2 separate regions of the Homo sapiens genome follow, and region 2 is linked to region 1. Evidence: chromatin loops called from intact Hi-C (ENCODE). Cell type or tissue: mammary epithelial cell. All regions are shown on one strand.

Region 1 (8,000 bases):
CCTTTTTCTTTTTTTTAGAACTTTTGGAATAGCAGTGCTCGTATCCTTCATCTTTACCTCATTTTGTCTATAAGATGTAGTAATTTTGTTATTCACCTACCAGTGCGTGACTTTGGCACAGACATGAATGAACCTAAGTGGTAAGCTCAGGTGAAGATGTATGAATCACTCAGGCCCTTCTGTAGCTTTTCCAGGTGTTCACAGAAAGAGATGTTTACCACAAGATGTCAAGAACCCACAGGAAGAAAATGAGATTGTCAGATGATACTTCCACAAATATATCCAAACATGGGGAGAAGACACCACTGCAGTCTCCTGCTCTAGCTCTTCTCATCACACCTCATAATTGTCATGTGACGTGGGCTGCTAAGGTGGGGGTCGGGGTGAGATGGGGACAGATTACTGCCTGGAGTATAGAGGGTACAACAGAAAGTGCTGCAGTGAGGGACCTGGGTTTAATCTAAAGAGTGCTTTGTCGACATTTATTTCTCTAAGAAATATTATCAGGTCTGAGATTTGCTTCAAGGTCATCCAACAGGTATGGAAAGTGGATGTGGATGAGGGTTTAGAGGAAACAAAACAGGTGGTGAGTTGATAACTGCAAAAGGTGGATTATGGGTATATGAGGACTTATTGGAGCATCCATTCACTTTTGTATACATCCAAAAAAATCTAATTAAAAAGTGAAAAAAATTTACTCCTCTGAGCTGAGCTGGACTTTTGCTGATGGCCAATTATTTTAAAGGTTTTTGTTTGTTTGTTTGTTTTTTGAATGCCGGATCAGTGTCTCCCCATTAAGAGTAAAAATTAGGTAGCAATCACAGGAAGGACAAACCTAATGAGTCTGCTACAAATATACAGTAAAGGCTCAACTGGTTGACAACATTTATCAGGCAATCTAAAAGTGCAGATCAGCAAGCAAGGGAGGAAAATCAGAAGTTAACTTTAAAGCATGCATTTTTAAAATTTAAAAAGTAACAGGACAATATTATGTAAGGTTCAGAAGGCTACATACATGGAAAAAATCCCACTTTTCTAATGTGCCAGCTATTTTCATTTTTGTATGTAGCCTTCCAGTCATTCTGATCCATGCTGTTTTACATAATTGTAAATTTACTTATATACTTTTATATCTTGCTTTTCTTATTTAGAGATGGGGTCTCACTCTGTTGCCCAGGCTGGAGTGCAGTGGTGTAATGCCAGCTCACTGTAGTCTCAACCTCCTGGGCTCAAGTGCTCCTCCTGCCTCAGCCTCTTGAGTAGCTGGGACTATAGATGCATGCCACCACACCCAGTTATTCTTGCTTTTCTTTTTTTTTTTTTTTTTTTTTTTATTCTTGCTTTTCTTAATAAACACTATATCATAAGCTTTTCCTTATTTCAGTCTTCAAAGTTATAATTTTAATGTCTTCACGTGATGTTGTCCAGCGCACTTATCATAATTTACTAGTTGGTTTCCTGATTATTTTAATGCTTTTATCCTAGGAAGTCAGGAAAAACTCTGCATACCTATCCTAAGGCACTTCCTCATTAGCTGAATGGCAAGTATTTTTAGCCTAGTGAAAACCAGCGGAGAAGAAAGCATTAGGGACTTACGTTAACAGCCAGCATATCATTTTCAAAGGCCTCACGCAGCTTCTTCATAATCTCTATCTCAGCACTGGCACAGGCCTCAACTGTGCCCTTCACAGTGATGGTTCTTTCCGGGTTGTATATGCTCAAATCCTGCAAACTGACCCATGAGAAGAAAAGAGAAATTTTGTTTTCAACGGGAAAAATAAAATGCCCAAAAAATAAAAAAATCACAAACAAGTTTTGGCGGAGAGAGAGAAGACTCAATTCCCTCCCAACACACTGTGGTGGAGAATCCCTGCCATCTTATTTCAAATCTTACCAGTGATTTAGATCACATCCATAGTGAAAAATGTCTACCTGGTAAGTATTTATGTATTTTTTTAAAAGATGATGGAGATAATTGCATCACTTATGATTATATTCCCATTTTAGGGAAAAGTAGATGAATGAACTAGACGTATCGAAATGCTCAGGTGTTCCATTATTGGGCATGAGTAATCTGAGTAAGTGGCTTACGATGAGATTGTTATCTTGGTCCCTGTTTCATGTTCAATTTTCTTCAAATTTCTGCCTTCTTTTCCAATCAGTCTTCCAACCAAGCCATTGTGTGCCAAGATTTTCAGAGGAATCTCTTCGGCTCTAAAAGAGACAAGCAGCAAGTTAACACTTCAGATACGTATAACGGTTGTCTCCCAAAAACCATTACCTTGCTTTTTTCTTATAAATGGAAGTCATTTTGTTCAGGTACCAAGTGATGATGGGATTTGGGAGAGGTCAGGTCCCTCACCGACCCCAGTTCATGAATTTTGATTAACATAAGCCAAACCATGGTAATTCTACTCCCTCGTAGTAGCTGGTTGGAAGTGGATCCATGAGGCTGATCTGGCCAATGAGGGTATTACAAGAACTCTATTGGGTGAAGAATGTTCTCCTTGCTCTTAAAAAAAGGTACAAGGGAGAGTGACGTTAGCAAGATGGCAGACTAGGAAGCCACAGGTCTCTTTCCCCCTCACACACACCTCAAATTAACAAGAGATAGACCAGAACACCTCTGTGAGAACTCTAAAGATCAGCTGAGAAGCTATAATATGAAGTCCGCTGTAAACTAAAGAGGAATTCCAGGCCGGGCGCCGTGGTTCACGCCTGTAATTTCAGCACTTTGGGAGGCCAAGGTGGGCAATCGCCTAAGCCCGAGAGTTCAAGACCAGCCTCGGCAACATACTGAAACACTGTCCTTACTAAAAACACAAAATTAGCCAGGCATAGTGGTGCATACCTGTAGTCCTAGCTACTTGGGAGGCTGAGGTGGGACTGCTTGAGCCAGGGAGGCCAAAGCTACAGTGAACCATGATCACACACTTCTGCACTCCAGCCTGGGCTACAGAGCAAGACCCTGTCTAAAAACAACAACTATATATATATATATATATTTACTGGAGATATATATATATGGAGATGTATATATATATATATTTACTGGAGATATATATATATATGGAGATATATATTTACTGGAAATATATATATATTTACTGGAGATATATATATATGGAGATATACACTTACTGGAGATATATATATATATTTACTGGATATATATATATGGAGATGTATATATATTTACTGGAGATATATATATGAGATATATATTTACTGGAGAGAGAGACATATATATATGGAGATATATATACATATGGAGATACATATATATGGAGATATATATATATGGAGAGATTATATATATGGAGAGAGATATATATATATATGGAGATATATATATATATATATATATATAGAGAGAGAGAGAGAGAGAGAGAGAGAGAGAGAGAGAGATGTATATATATCCAGTAAAAAAGGTAAGAACATTCAGTGTTTTCAAGGCCCCACCCGCTACATGGCATACTGAAGAGCAAAGGGGAGGAAACCCTAAAGGCTGGGCTCCTCCTTTGGGACAGAAACAAAGACTGGATTATGCATACAACATTTTGGCTTGTCTGGAAGGTGCCAGAAAAACTGGTTTTTGTGTCACTGACTCAGAGCACTGAAGGATCAGCATTAGAGTTCAGAAGCTGCTGAAAACAGAGGCAAGCAGCATTTAAGAACTGCAGTTCTACAGTCAGACACCAGAGGGATCAAGAGATTAGAAAAGGTTTGAGAGGTCCTAGAACCTCTAGCTAGGCTGATTTCAGGTCTTCCACTGCCCAAAGCCAGTACACAGAGACTGTGAGAGGTGGTTGTTTTTTCAAATGCCCAAATCCCAACAAAAAAACTTACTAGGCATACAAAGAAACAGAGAAGCATGACCCAATCAAGGGACCAAAATAAAACTCCAAATACTGACTCTAAAGAACACAGATCTACATGCTCCCTGACCAGTAATTAAAAATAATTGTAAAGATGCTCAATGAACTAAACAAGAACACAGACAGACAACTAAATAAAGTCAGAAAAATTATGCATGAACAAAATGAGAATATCAACAAAGAGACAGAAACTATAAGAAAGAACCTAACAAATTCTGGAGCTGAAAAATACAATTGAACAGAAAAATTTGTTAAAGGAGTTCAACAGCAGATTTGACCAGACAGAGGAAAGGACCAGCAAATTTGAATGTAGATCATTTGAAATCTTCAAGTTAGAGGATTAAAATAAATAAATACAGTGAAGAGAGCCTAGGGACCTATGAGACATGCCAAGTAGATCAATATAAGCATAATGGGAATCCCAGAAAGAGAAGAGGGAACAAAGGGGCATAGAGCTTTATTTGAAGAAGTAATGGCTGAAAGGTTCCCAAATATGAGGAACAAAATGTACATACAAATCAAAAAATTTAAAGAACTCCAACTGGGACAAATCCACAGAAAACCACACTGACACACATTATAATCAAACTGTCTAAAGTCAAAGATAGAGTATCTTCAAAGTGGCAAGAGAAAAGCAATTGTGACATACAAAGGAGCTTCCGTAACACTATCTGCAGATTTCTTAGCAGAAACTTTGCAGGCCAGAAGGGAGTGGGATGATATATTTGAAGTGCTGAAAGAAACTGCCAACCAAGGACACCATGTGTGGTAAAACTGTCCTTCAAAAACAAAGGAGAAATTAAGATTCCCAGATAAATAAAAACTGAGGGACTTTATTACCACTTGACAAGCTCTACAAAAAATGCTGAATTCTCTTAATTTTCCTTGTGCTGCTGATTTCTGGTTTCATTCCATTGTGATCAGAAAAGATACTTTGTAGTATAATTTCAATCTTCTTGAATTTTTTAAGATTTGTTTTGTATGTTCTCTCTCCTGGAGAGTTCCACATGCATTTGAGAAGAACGTATATTCTGCCATTGTTGGGTGGAATGTTCTTGTATGTCTGTTGGTCTATAGTGTTGTTCCAATTCTATTTCCTTATTGTTCTTCTGTCTAGTAGTTTTATCCATTATTGAAAGTAGGGCACTTAAGTTTCCTACTGTTATCATGTTGCTAATTATTTCTCCCTTCAGCTCTTTCAAAGTTGACTTCACATGTTTAGAACTCTGAGGTTTGGTGTGTACATATTTATAATTGTTGTATCTCCTTGGTGAATTGTTCCTTTAACATTGTATAACGTCCCTCTTTGTCTCTCGTAACAGTTTTGTTTTTAGTCTATTCATCTGATAATAGTATAGCTACTCCTCCTCTCTTGTGGTTACCATTTGCATGGAGTATCTTTTTCCATCTTTTTACTTTCAGCCTATATGTGTCCTTATATCTAAAAGGAGTCTCTTGTAGGCCACATACAGTTAGATCCTGTTTTTAATCCATTTAGCCAAGAATGGGGAGTTTAATTCATTTGCACTTAAAAGTAATTACTGATAGGGAAGGACTTACTTTTGTCATTTTCATTGTTTTCTGTATGTCTAGTAGCTTTTTTGTCCCTTCTTTCCTTTCTTCCTGTCTTCCTTTATGTGTTGTTGATTTTTATTATAGTGATGTGCTTTGATTTTCTTTTGTGCGTTCTCATAGATTTTTTCTTGGTGGATACTATTGCAATTACATAAAACATCTTAAAGTCATAGCATCCTATTTTGAACTGATAACAACTTCACTTCAATTGCATAAAAAACTCTACTTTTTTACCCCATCCCCAAATATCACAAATTAACATCTTTATATGTTTTTATACCCATTAACATAGATTTATAGTTAAAAAAAGTTTTTGTCATTTAAATTCTATGTACCAAAATTACTACAGTACAGGTTACTATATTTGTTAATATTTACCCTTACCAGATAACTATATATTTTCATATGGCTTTGTGTTGCTGTCTATCATTCTTTTATTTTATGTTTTATTTTAACGTTTTTTCGTTTTCTTTCTTTTTTTGAGATGGAGTTTCACTCTTTTTGCCCAGGCTGGAGTGCAATGGCATGATCTCAGCTCACTGTAACCTCCACCTCCCAGGCTAAAGTGATTCTCCTGCCTCAGCCTCCTGAGTAGCTGGGATTACAGGTGTGTGCCACCACACCCGGCTAATTTTGTATTTTTAGTAGAGATGAGGTTTCACCATGTTGGCCAGGCTGGTCTTCAACTCCTGACCTTGTGATCCACCCACCTCGGCCTCCCAAAGTGTTGGGATTTATAGGCATGAGCCACTTCACCCGGCCCCATCCTTTTATTTCAACTTGAAAAGAACTAAACCCAAAACCAGCATAAAAACGGCAATAATAAAAATCAGAGCAGAGATAAACAAATACAACCAACAAAACTAAGAGTTGGTTCTTTGAAAAGATCAACCAAACTGACAAATCCTTAGCTAGATTAAGAAAAAAAAAGAACATTCAATAACTACAATCAGAAATGAAAGAGGGAACATTACTACCAATACGACAGAGATAAAAAGGATTATAAGAGAATATTATGAAGAATTGTATGCCTACAAATTTAATAACCTAGAAGAAATGGACCAATTTCTAGAGGAAACACACAACCTACCAAGATTGAATCATGAAGAAATGGAAAGTCTGATCAGACCAATAATGAGAGAGATTGAATCAGTAATCAAAAACCTCCCAACACAGAAAAGCCCAGGACCAGATGGCTTCATCGGAGAATGCTACCAAACATTTAAAGAAGAATTATCGCCAATCCTCCTGAAACTCTTCCAAAAAAATGAAGAGGAGGGAACATTTCCAAGCTCATTCCATGAGGCCAGCTTTACCCTGATTCCAAAGCCAGACAAAGACACCACAAAAAAAGAAAACTTCAGACCATTATCTCCGATGAATATTGATGCAAAAATCCTCAACAAAATACTAGCAAATCAAATTCAGCATATGAAAAGGATTATAAGCCACGACCAAGTGGGATTTGTTCCTGGAATGGAAGGTTTGTTCAGCATACAATTAATGGGGAGCTGGGCGCAGTGGCTTATGCCTGTAATCCCATCACTTTGGGAGGCTGAGGAAAGAGGATTGCTTGAGGCCAGGGGTTCAAGACCAGGCTGGGAAACGTAGTGAGACCCCATTACTATAAACATTTTTTAAAAAATCAATCAATACAATAAATCACATTAACAGAAAGAAGGGGGGGGAACTACATGATCATGTCATTAGAAAAAGCATTTGACAAACTTAACACCCTTTCATGATAAAAAACACCCAACAAAATTAGGAATAAAAGGAAATTACTTCAACATAAGACCATTTATGAAAAGCCCACAGCTAACATCACACTCAACGATGAAAGACTGAATGCAAGGCTTTTCCTCTAAGACCAGGAACAAGGCAAGGATGCCCACTCCTGCCCATTTCTATTCAACATAGTACTGGAAGTCCTAGCCAGAGCAATTAGGTACAAAAAAGAAATAAAAGGCATTCGAATTGGAAAGAAAGACATAAAATGATCTCTATTCACAGATGACACGATTTTATATGTAGAAAGCCTTAAAGATTTTACAAAAAAGGTTAGAATAAATTCAGCAAAATTGCAGGATACAAAAATCAATCAACATGCAAAAATCATTTACATTTCTATACACAACAATAAACAATCTGAAAAAGAAGTTAAGAAAACACTGCCACTTACAATAGCATCAAAAAGTATAGAATACTTAAGAATAAACCTAACCAAGGAGGTAAAAGACTTGTACACTGAAAACCACAAAAGGTTCCTGAAAGAAATTTAAAGGCACAAATAAATGGAAAGACATCCTGTGTTCATGGATTGGAATACTTAATATTGTGAAGATGTTTATACTACCGAAAGTGATCTACAGATTCAATATGAGCTCTATCAAAATCACAGTGGGCATTGTTTGAAGAAATAGAAAAATTCATATGGAATCTCAAGGGACCTTGAATAGCCAAAATGATTTCAAAAAATAAGGAAGTTGAAGGGCTCAGACTTCCTGCTTTCAAAATATATTACAAAGCTACATAATCAAAACAGTG
Region 2 (8,000 bases), 250 kb after region 1:
AGCGAGACCGTGACCGGGTATAATGCCTTCGGGAGCTTCTTCTGGATCTAGACCTGCAAGACAAAGACCTCCTAAGGTTATGACTGAAAACAAATATTGTCTTCTTTATTACTCTGTTCTAAAGTTAAACTCCAAAAGAGGGAACAATCCAGGAATATGCTAACATGGTTACCAATTTAGTAGGATCAATACTTTTCTTCTCTAATTATTTAGTCATTTCAACTTTGCTAGGAAGCGTTCTAAAAACCACAAGCTCTCCTCCAGTATTTCTTCCAATTAAAGACATATTACTTATCTTTTACAAATCAAGGCACGCAGCATTTTACTAGCTTGGCTTGTGCCCATCTTTCCCCCTCAGAAGACCATTCTCTACTTTTCTGTCTCCCATTATGCCCACCATTAATTTAATACAGTAACAAAATCACAAGGAGTATTCCCCAGCAGTTAAAAAAACAAAAAATTGAGTGGCTCTTGACTAACTAGAGTGACTCTAAATTGTCATCGAAACGAGGACACACATTTAAGAAAAGGGGTGCTGTTAATTATGCCTGACCACAGGCATAAATGGTATCGCCCCAGGCAAACCAGGATGTATATATAGCCTACTTTTGACCAACATTAAAAAAAAAAAAGCGCACCATATATATACTTATTTATCAAGAATTCTAATTACTGAAAGCCAATGTTCTGCAGTATATTTGCCATACTAGTAAGCAGTTTACTTACATTTAGTAAATCCTCACAACAACCCTGAAGAACTGGTACTGTATTACTAATTTGCCTTTTATAAAGAAGCTAAAGCTGAAAGGTTAATCTGCCCAAACCAGCAAAAATAGAAAACCCTGACTCCAAAAGCCCAGGCTCTTAACCGCTTTTAGTCTTGCCTCCCAGAACTTAAGTTCACTTCTAGTACCAATATTTAATAGGCCAACAAATAATCTAACCCTCTCTACCTTCCTGGTTTACAAAACACGCACCAATTTCAGAGCTAAGAGTAACGAGGAAATCTCAAGACAGTCTTTCTTACCTAGATTCAGATCGGGACCTGGACTTTGATCTGGAACGCCTGGAATCTTCCTTGGAGCGAGACCTTGCAGGGGTATGCCTTGCAGATTTCCCCGATCCGTGAGCACTTCCACTTCTGGAAGCAGAACGGGATTCCTACACGTAGATGTTAAAAGTTTAATTTGCACACTTTCTGGGCAACTTTAAAAACAAATAAGCTGCTGTGAGATAAATGGTGAGGGACAGCAATCCCCTTCCAAGATAAGAAAATATAGGTAAGGGCAGGAACTGAATATACCTGGTGTTAATAGTTTCATTGCTCCAAATGACATAAGTCAATTAACTTGTCCTTTCTTCCACCTTTTTGGAGCAGGGATAAGAGTTATTTGACCCCACTTCCTTCAGAAAGGGGTGCCAAAGTCAAGCAGTTAAGGGAACTGTCCAAGGACTGTGTTTCAGAATGTTACTCCATAAAGACTAGGGTGAGGCGGAACCTTATTAACTATGACACCTATACTTTATACCTATTTCAATCAAGTTGCAATCAATAAAACAAAATCCTATATAATTTATATAATTTACTTAAAAAAATGCTTGATTTTTAAAAAGACCTTGACCTTTCAAGTTACTACTTATAATTCAGTGATAAGAGATAAAGATGATGATCTCAGTTTCAAATCCTAGAGAAAAGCAGAAACCTAGTGGAAAGCAAAGGCTAGCTTGAAGGACACTAAACCCTGTAAAACCCTATTGCATCTAACCATGGTGGGAGGCCCCCTAAAAAACTGAAAGCAACCAGATGGAGCTACAACAGAACAGCGAACTACACACAAATAAGAGTAGAGAGGGTGTCAGAGATCCTCCACAGCTTCTCCAGCTAAATGGAGATGAGCCAGGGCAAACTTATGGAAAACCAGGAATTAACCTAACTTACCTAGTTACTTAAGTACACATCAAAACCAGGCAGCTAAATCAGGAGCTCCTAACCTAGGGCCCAGGAAGCAAAAGAGTACAGAAACTACATACAAAAGCCAAAGTTTAGGTAAACATTGTGTACTCATAGCTTTCCCAACCAAAACTGGGATTGGCTGGCAGGTTAAGGGGGGATTTGTAATGAAAAATAGCAAAGGAATGGTAACCAGGATAACTAGGTCACCAACGAGCTAAAGACACATAATCAACAAAAGGGTATACTAAGTAATGAAACCAAGGAAAAGTTCTGCCAAGGCACCAAAACAGTAGATGAGGAAAGGACAGAACCTACTCCTAGTCAGTCTGATAGCTAGGTAAAATTATCAAGGCAACCTTTATTTTAGGTTATCAAACTTAGACAAAGTAAAGCCTGGTAAGCCTTTCTACTCCAGAGAGCAGAAATGGCAAGACTCAAAAGGAAGCAGTATTACAGTAAGTCACTATATGGCATGAATCAAAGGTGAAGCTTTCAGATAAAATCACAAGAGATTTCCTTGTGTGATACATCTTCAGAGTATTCTGGACATTCTTGAAAGGACAGTAGAGGATTATTCTAAATTACAGCTCAAAACACTTTAGAAGATAGTTTTGTGGTTTACAACATAATGGAGAAAATTTGGATGATCCTTTGATGCTCAGGGAAAACATTTATAATGTAACACAGAATAGACAAATTAAGGTTTGAGGTTTAACACAGAAGGAAAGGCTAACTCATCCAGTAAAATGAGTTCAGGTCTCTAGGCCCCAGACGACTCTAGAAACGTTCAAATGACTTCAAAGCCATTATAAAACATGGTGGGGTGACATGAAATGTGACAGCCTTTCCCCTCTACCTCCCTCCATGACTGACTGTAAAAAGATTAAAAGAAAAATATATGAACAGCTGCCTTTAACATCAAGAAATGGTTAAAGGATGTAGTGATGCTCTGGGGCTTCCAATTAACAACAATCCCTTGGAATTCCCTATCAAGTATTCTGAACGGACACTTCCCTTCTCTCCATGGACAAAGGAGGAAGTCTCAAAAATGAGGGTGTAGTTTTTGCTATTTTTACCACAGGCAAAAATTAACATAGGTGAGAATATAGAAATGGGGAACCCAAAAGTTGCTAAAAGCCTGTTTACTCCAACACTAGAAAGATTACCTCTATGGAAATGAAACAATTTTCTCCAGAAGTGAAAGCAGAATATGGGTGTTTCACAGTAACAGTTAAGACTACCAATAAAGTAACTGTAGTTAACAGAAATCAGTCAGCCCAGGAATCTGAGTATAAAGGAAGAATGGGTCAAGTCAAGATCCTCTTTAAGCTCCTGGCTTTAACAGAAAAACCTTTATTCTAAGCTAAGATGCTTCGGCAGCCTGTCCACTGAGGGAAGAGACAGTACTCCTAACCTAGAAAATAAGACTTAATGAAGTTTTCTCCTTAAAATCTAGCAGATCACAGATACAATATTTCTGAAATCACAGGAGTTTTCACTCAGCCTCCAAAACTAACGGACTATGCAGATATATTTTGTAAGCAATCATTTCTTGGGCCAGGAATAAGGGAAATACCAGAATGCAAAGGCTTCCTTTTCTATACTGACACTTGTTTGGGTAACACCTAAACGTCTCGATCCTTTATCAGGGATATTTTCTTAAAGAAGTTAAAGCTTTCTGAAGTTATTTTGGCCATTTAACTGGCTGGGAAATACATATGGCAAGGGAATAAAACTTGCCTACAAGAAATAAGACCTAAAATTAGCACCCAAATCAAAAGCATAATTAACTTTAAATCTCAATGCAGACAGGTAAAGCTATAAAAACCAGTTGGGGAAGTCCCTAAATCTAAGCATACTTCAAATTCCACTCTCAGGGCTGACATGGTCAACACATTAAAACCACACCAACAGACAGAACTGGACACCACTGCCTCAAAAAAAGGGACCATGAAACTAAAATTAGCATGAATAAAACCAAAATTTCCCTGAAAAAATGCTCAGGAAATCAATCAAGCTCTCACAGACTGGATCTCAGCCACATCCTAATACAAAACCTAAAGGGAATACATCAAGTAAAAATACAACACACTTAGCCTTCCAACAAAATAATCCACATCTCCCTATTCTGAGAACAGCAACCACCTTACAAAAACATATTTGAAAGGACTAACCATCCAATCCCTGTATTATTTTAAAAACTGAATGTGGTTTGTTAGATTTAAAATAGTGGCTCATAAACACTGCATCTCTTAAAACACTGTTTATCATACTAGTTAAGTCTGACTTACTTGACTTAGTCAACCTCAGAAGTTACATGCTTCCTACTCATTTTTTTCCCTTGGCAAAGGTTATCTTCCTGAAACACTGTCATCCCCTTCCTTGTTTTGACTCCCCTTAGCATTAATCAGACCTCTGATTAAGGCAGTCTTTCACACACTGCCTGTTCTCAGGAACAGAAGCCGGCCTCCTCCTCATCTTCCCTATGGCCCGAGGAGGAGACACATTAGGACCCACAGATGCTTTGGTCAAGGGGGAAAACAAAAACAAATGGACACAATGGTCCACTAGCAACGTTTTCTCACCTTAAGTCTATCCAGCTTGGGTCATAACCAGATTCCAAATTGCTTTCTTTCCTTTAGTGGGCTGGGGGTTAAGAGGTCTTTTCCTCTTTTGCACCCCAAGGACCTGTCAGGTTTCTTGATAAAAGAATCCATGGGCTTGGAATTAAAATGTAATATTCATTCACACATTTACCTCAGTTTCCTGCCTGCTCTTTGAGTAATTTGGAACATAAAATAACATTTATCATCATTAGTTTATCTATGGCAAGAAATTTGACAAAGGAATGCAAAACTTCTTAAGAGAAAATTTTCTTCTGCTTGCAAGATATAGAAATAAACAGGCCTGAAAGCATCAGAAAATGGATTCTCCAAGAAATGCCATTTAAGTCACTTTCTCCAAGAGCATGAAGACCTGACAACTCTCAGAGAAAGTTTATTTCAGGAAGACATGTGTGACATGATACCCTTGGCATTCTCAACTGGGTAGAAAACCGCTGGCTGACTACTACTGGGTATTATTTTTGATATGTGTACTTGTCTCATTCAACTGAAAGTAACATTACACCAATCACTTGACCCTTCTACTCAGCTAAAACAAAACACACAGAAAAGAAGGGACAGCTTTTGGGTTGAATTTCTCAATAAGTGCAAGGGATACCAGGTAACCAGAATAAAGCTACTTTGTAACCGTTACCTCTAACATTACAATAGCTAAATGTTGATAGCAAAAAAGGAGAAATAGGAATGAAAGCATCTGCCATTACTGCAATTTGTATTAGCTATCCTGTTCACTTGTGTGACCCACCTCTTCTAAGGGGAAGCTACGGTATTTTATCAGTAATCCTAGTCAATCAGCTGAAATAGGCATTAAACAGAAACAGAATTTGAAAAACCATCCCTGTGTATTTAGCAAATATGCATCTTAAATTTAGGGCCCAAATGCTCACAGATTTCCACTAGTGCCATATGGAAAAAACTAACACACTAATGCCAAAGGGAACTATTTTGTTCAATGCTTTGTTTGGATTTTGGGGGTTTGGTTCCATAACCATCCTGGTGACATTCCTTTGAAAATGGTTTAACAGAAAATATTCTACTATACATTGCTCAGTACTGAAGGAAAGGGGACAGTGCAATCTAAGAGTCCAGGGAGGTGGCAAAGACCACCAGTTCCAACCCTGGAGGTATTCGCTCATGCCCCAGGACCAGCAACATTAGACAGGTAAAGTTTATCTAGAGAGGACAACATGAAGCCCACTGTTACCCATGCTGGAGAGCTCACTGCTGCCTGGTGCTTGACTACTAAATATTTTTTAAAAATTGCATTTCAATCATTTAACTAAGCAGTTAAAATCAGAATTACCTAATTTAAACGTTTCCCCTGGAAGGCACTTCTTTACCCTGTATATATTTTCCTCTATTAAACAAATAATGCATGCATGTTTAGCAAAATATACAGGGACACATAAACAGACTAGTAATTACTTAGCGTAGTGCTTTCTGATTCCAGATTACTTCTTATCTTAACTTCATTTTTATTTCTTTTCTTCATTCTTCCGTTTCAAATTCTGACTTCTTTCATCTTCCCCACTTCACACAAATTGCTCAATATTCTACAAGTGGGACTTCTGGTCTGATAATTAGCATGCATTCTTTCTTTTATTTTTTCAAATTTCAGCTTCACTTATTCCTGAGCTTCAAATACTCATTTATAAAACTTGTCAAATGACGACTTCCGCATTTTCCTTCTTCAACATTAACCTTAATAGAAAAAGAACAGGATGAAGAATATTTTAAAACTCCAGGATAAAATCCAGTGCCAAAACTGAAACTAGAAAAAAAAAATCCCTTTGTTGATTTGGATTAAAAAAAAAAAAAAAGAAACTAGAATATGCAGCTCAAAAAACTGAAAACTACATAGTTTTCTGCTGGTTCTAGAATATATGGTAATCTCATTTCTCTACTCCAAATAGACTTATCATGCTTAAGTTGAATGTGAAGTGCGCCACTGAACATTTACTGTTCATTTAACATTTTAAGAACTATTAGTTACATTTCACACTTCTTATTATATTCAATAGAAAATAGGTTAAGTGTCAAAAGCACACCTCTAGTCAAAAAGTGACACATTAATACATAAGTGCATGAAAGGAAAGCACGGACAATTCATTTGTACAATGACAAACGCTCAGGGTTGAAGAGGTTTACAGTATTGTGACTTGTCTAGATAGGATAAAGAAACGTATTTAGCGTCACACATTTTTGTACTGTATTTAAAGAGCTCTGCAGAAAGACGGTGTCAGGGAACCTGACAATTTGGAGCTTAAGTGTAACCCACCCCCTGGAAAAGCTGCTCTAGTGAGATTTTATAGTATGAATCATAAAAAGACAAAATCAAGTCAACCACCTACAATATGCCAGTAGCTATGAAGGAAAGCAGAACAAACTTGAATCCAACACTGGTATTTTCAAAGAGTTTTGTTGTACATTTTCCCCCTCAATTTAGAAAATATTAAGTCTTCTGGATGTCCAAAGGAGAAATACTACTTTAAAAGGTGGCACTATTTAAATTACAGCTCACCTCCTCAAATAATTAAAAAGATTGAATTTAGTTGATCTGTAAATGTCTGTTGAACATACTAAACAAAATAAAATACTGCCTACATAAAACATGCTAGTTTTTCTTGTTATCCTACATTTCACTTTGATGATCTTTCATTTTATTGTCAATTACTTCCTCTCCTGGTTTTTCCTCCTGAAAAAAATGTAAGGCTTTGTTTAAAAAAATTGCAAGTCTTTATACCTATCTGGGCATAAAGACAACCATCGTTAATCTGGCAAGTGCTGTGATGTCTTTCCTAACAAAAGGATAATTTCCAGTCTAGTTTTAGAGTCAATTATTGTTTATTTAATCCGAAAATTTTTAAATATGTTTTTATTTAAGGGAGTTACAGTAATTGGCTTTCTTTAAATCTCCATCACTAAAATGCAATGGGAAATGTTTTCTGGCAGCACAAATGTAATCATGGAATCAGAATGCCCAAGCAGGTTTCCTTAGGGCCTCCTAAAACTTCGATACAGACAGGGCACTTAGATGCAGAAGATACAAGAATAGAGGCCATAGCTCTAGCTATCACAACTGTTTTCAATGTGGATACCTTCCTGCTGTTACTTCATTACCCCTTCCTAACCTGGTTCCTTCTCTTATAGTCTAAGAACAAAACCATTACTAAATTATTATAAATATTAGATTTAATTCAACTCAGCTAAGTTCAAGTGGCTACTTTATAAAACCAGAAGATCAACTCTTGGGCTAATGTTATGTACATTTAGTTAAGAGACCCTAGTTAGAAATAAACAGAAACTTGTCCTATCAACACAATTTTTGTTAAAATGTTTCTAGGGGATACAACTAGAATCCATTTAACATTAAACATGCACAAACTCATTAAGTTGACTGACAAGGCAATATTTTAAAAATT

What was found. A loop is a pair of places that touch in the nucleus more often than their neighbours do. Peaks named below come from ENCODE experiments on the same cell type or tissue, not always from the same donor. Only the 100,000 strongest peaks of a DNase experiment are listed, where the experiment ranks them.
Region 2: a loop joins it to region 1, with 8 times the contacts of the local background. A loop is called at or near these places in 12 of 110 quality-filtered maps.

Annotation. Positions count from the first base shown.
Region 1 is chr3:185,673,700-185,681,699 of GRCh38, forward strand. It overlaps IGF2BP2 (insulin like growth factor 2 mRNA binding protein 2), which reads right to left. Exons shown (of 16, transcript NM_006548.6): 8 at 2,092-2,214; 9 at 1,597-1,732. Among named protein-coding and RNA genes, the nearest start is that of IGF2BP2-AS1, 36 kb to the right of the region's middle. In mammary epithelial cell, a CTCF peak has its summit at 3,692; DNase peaks (open chromatin) are centred at 182 and 3,622; H3K27ac peaks cover 1,049 bases.
Region 2 is chr3:185,925,574-185,933,573 of GRCh38, forward strand. It overlaps TRA2B (transformer 2 beta homolog), which reads right to left. Exons shown (of 9, transcript NM_004593.3): 2 at 1,028-1,161; 3 at 1-53. Among named protein-coding and RNA genes, the nearest start is that of TRA2B, 8.4 kb to the right of the region's middle. In mammary epithelial cell, no CTCF peak of the experiment used is centred here; a DNase peak (open chromatin) is centred at 4,338; H3K4me3 peaks cover 474 bases; H3K27ac peaks cover 2,636 bases.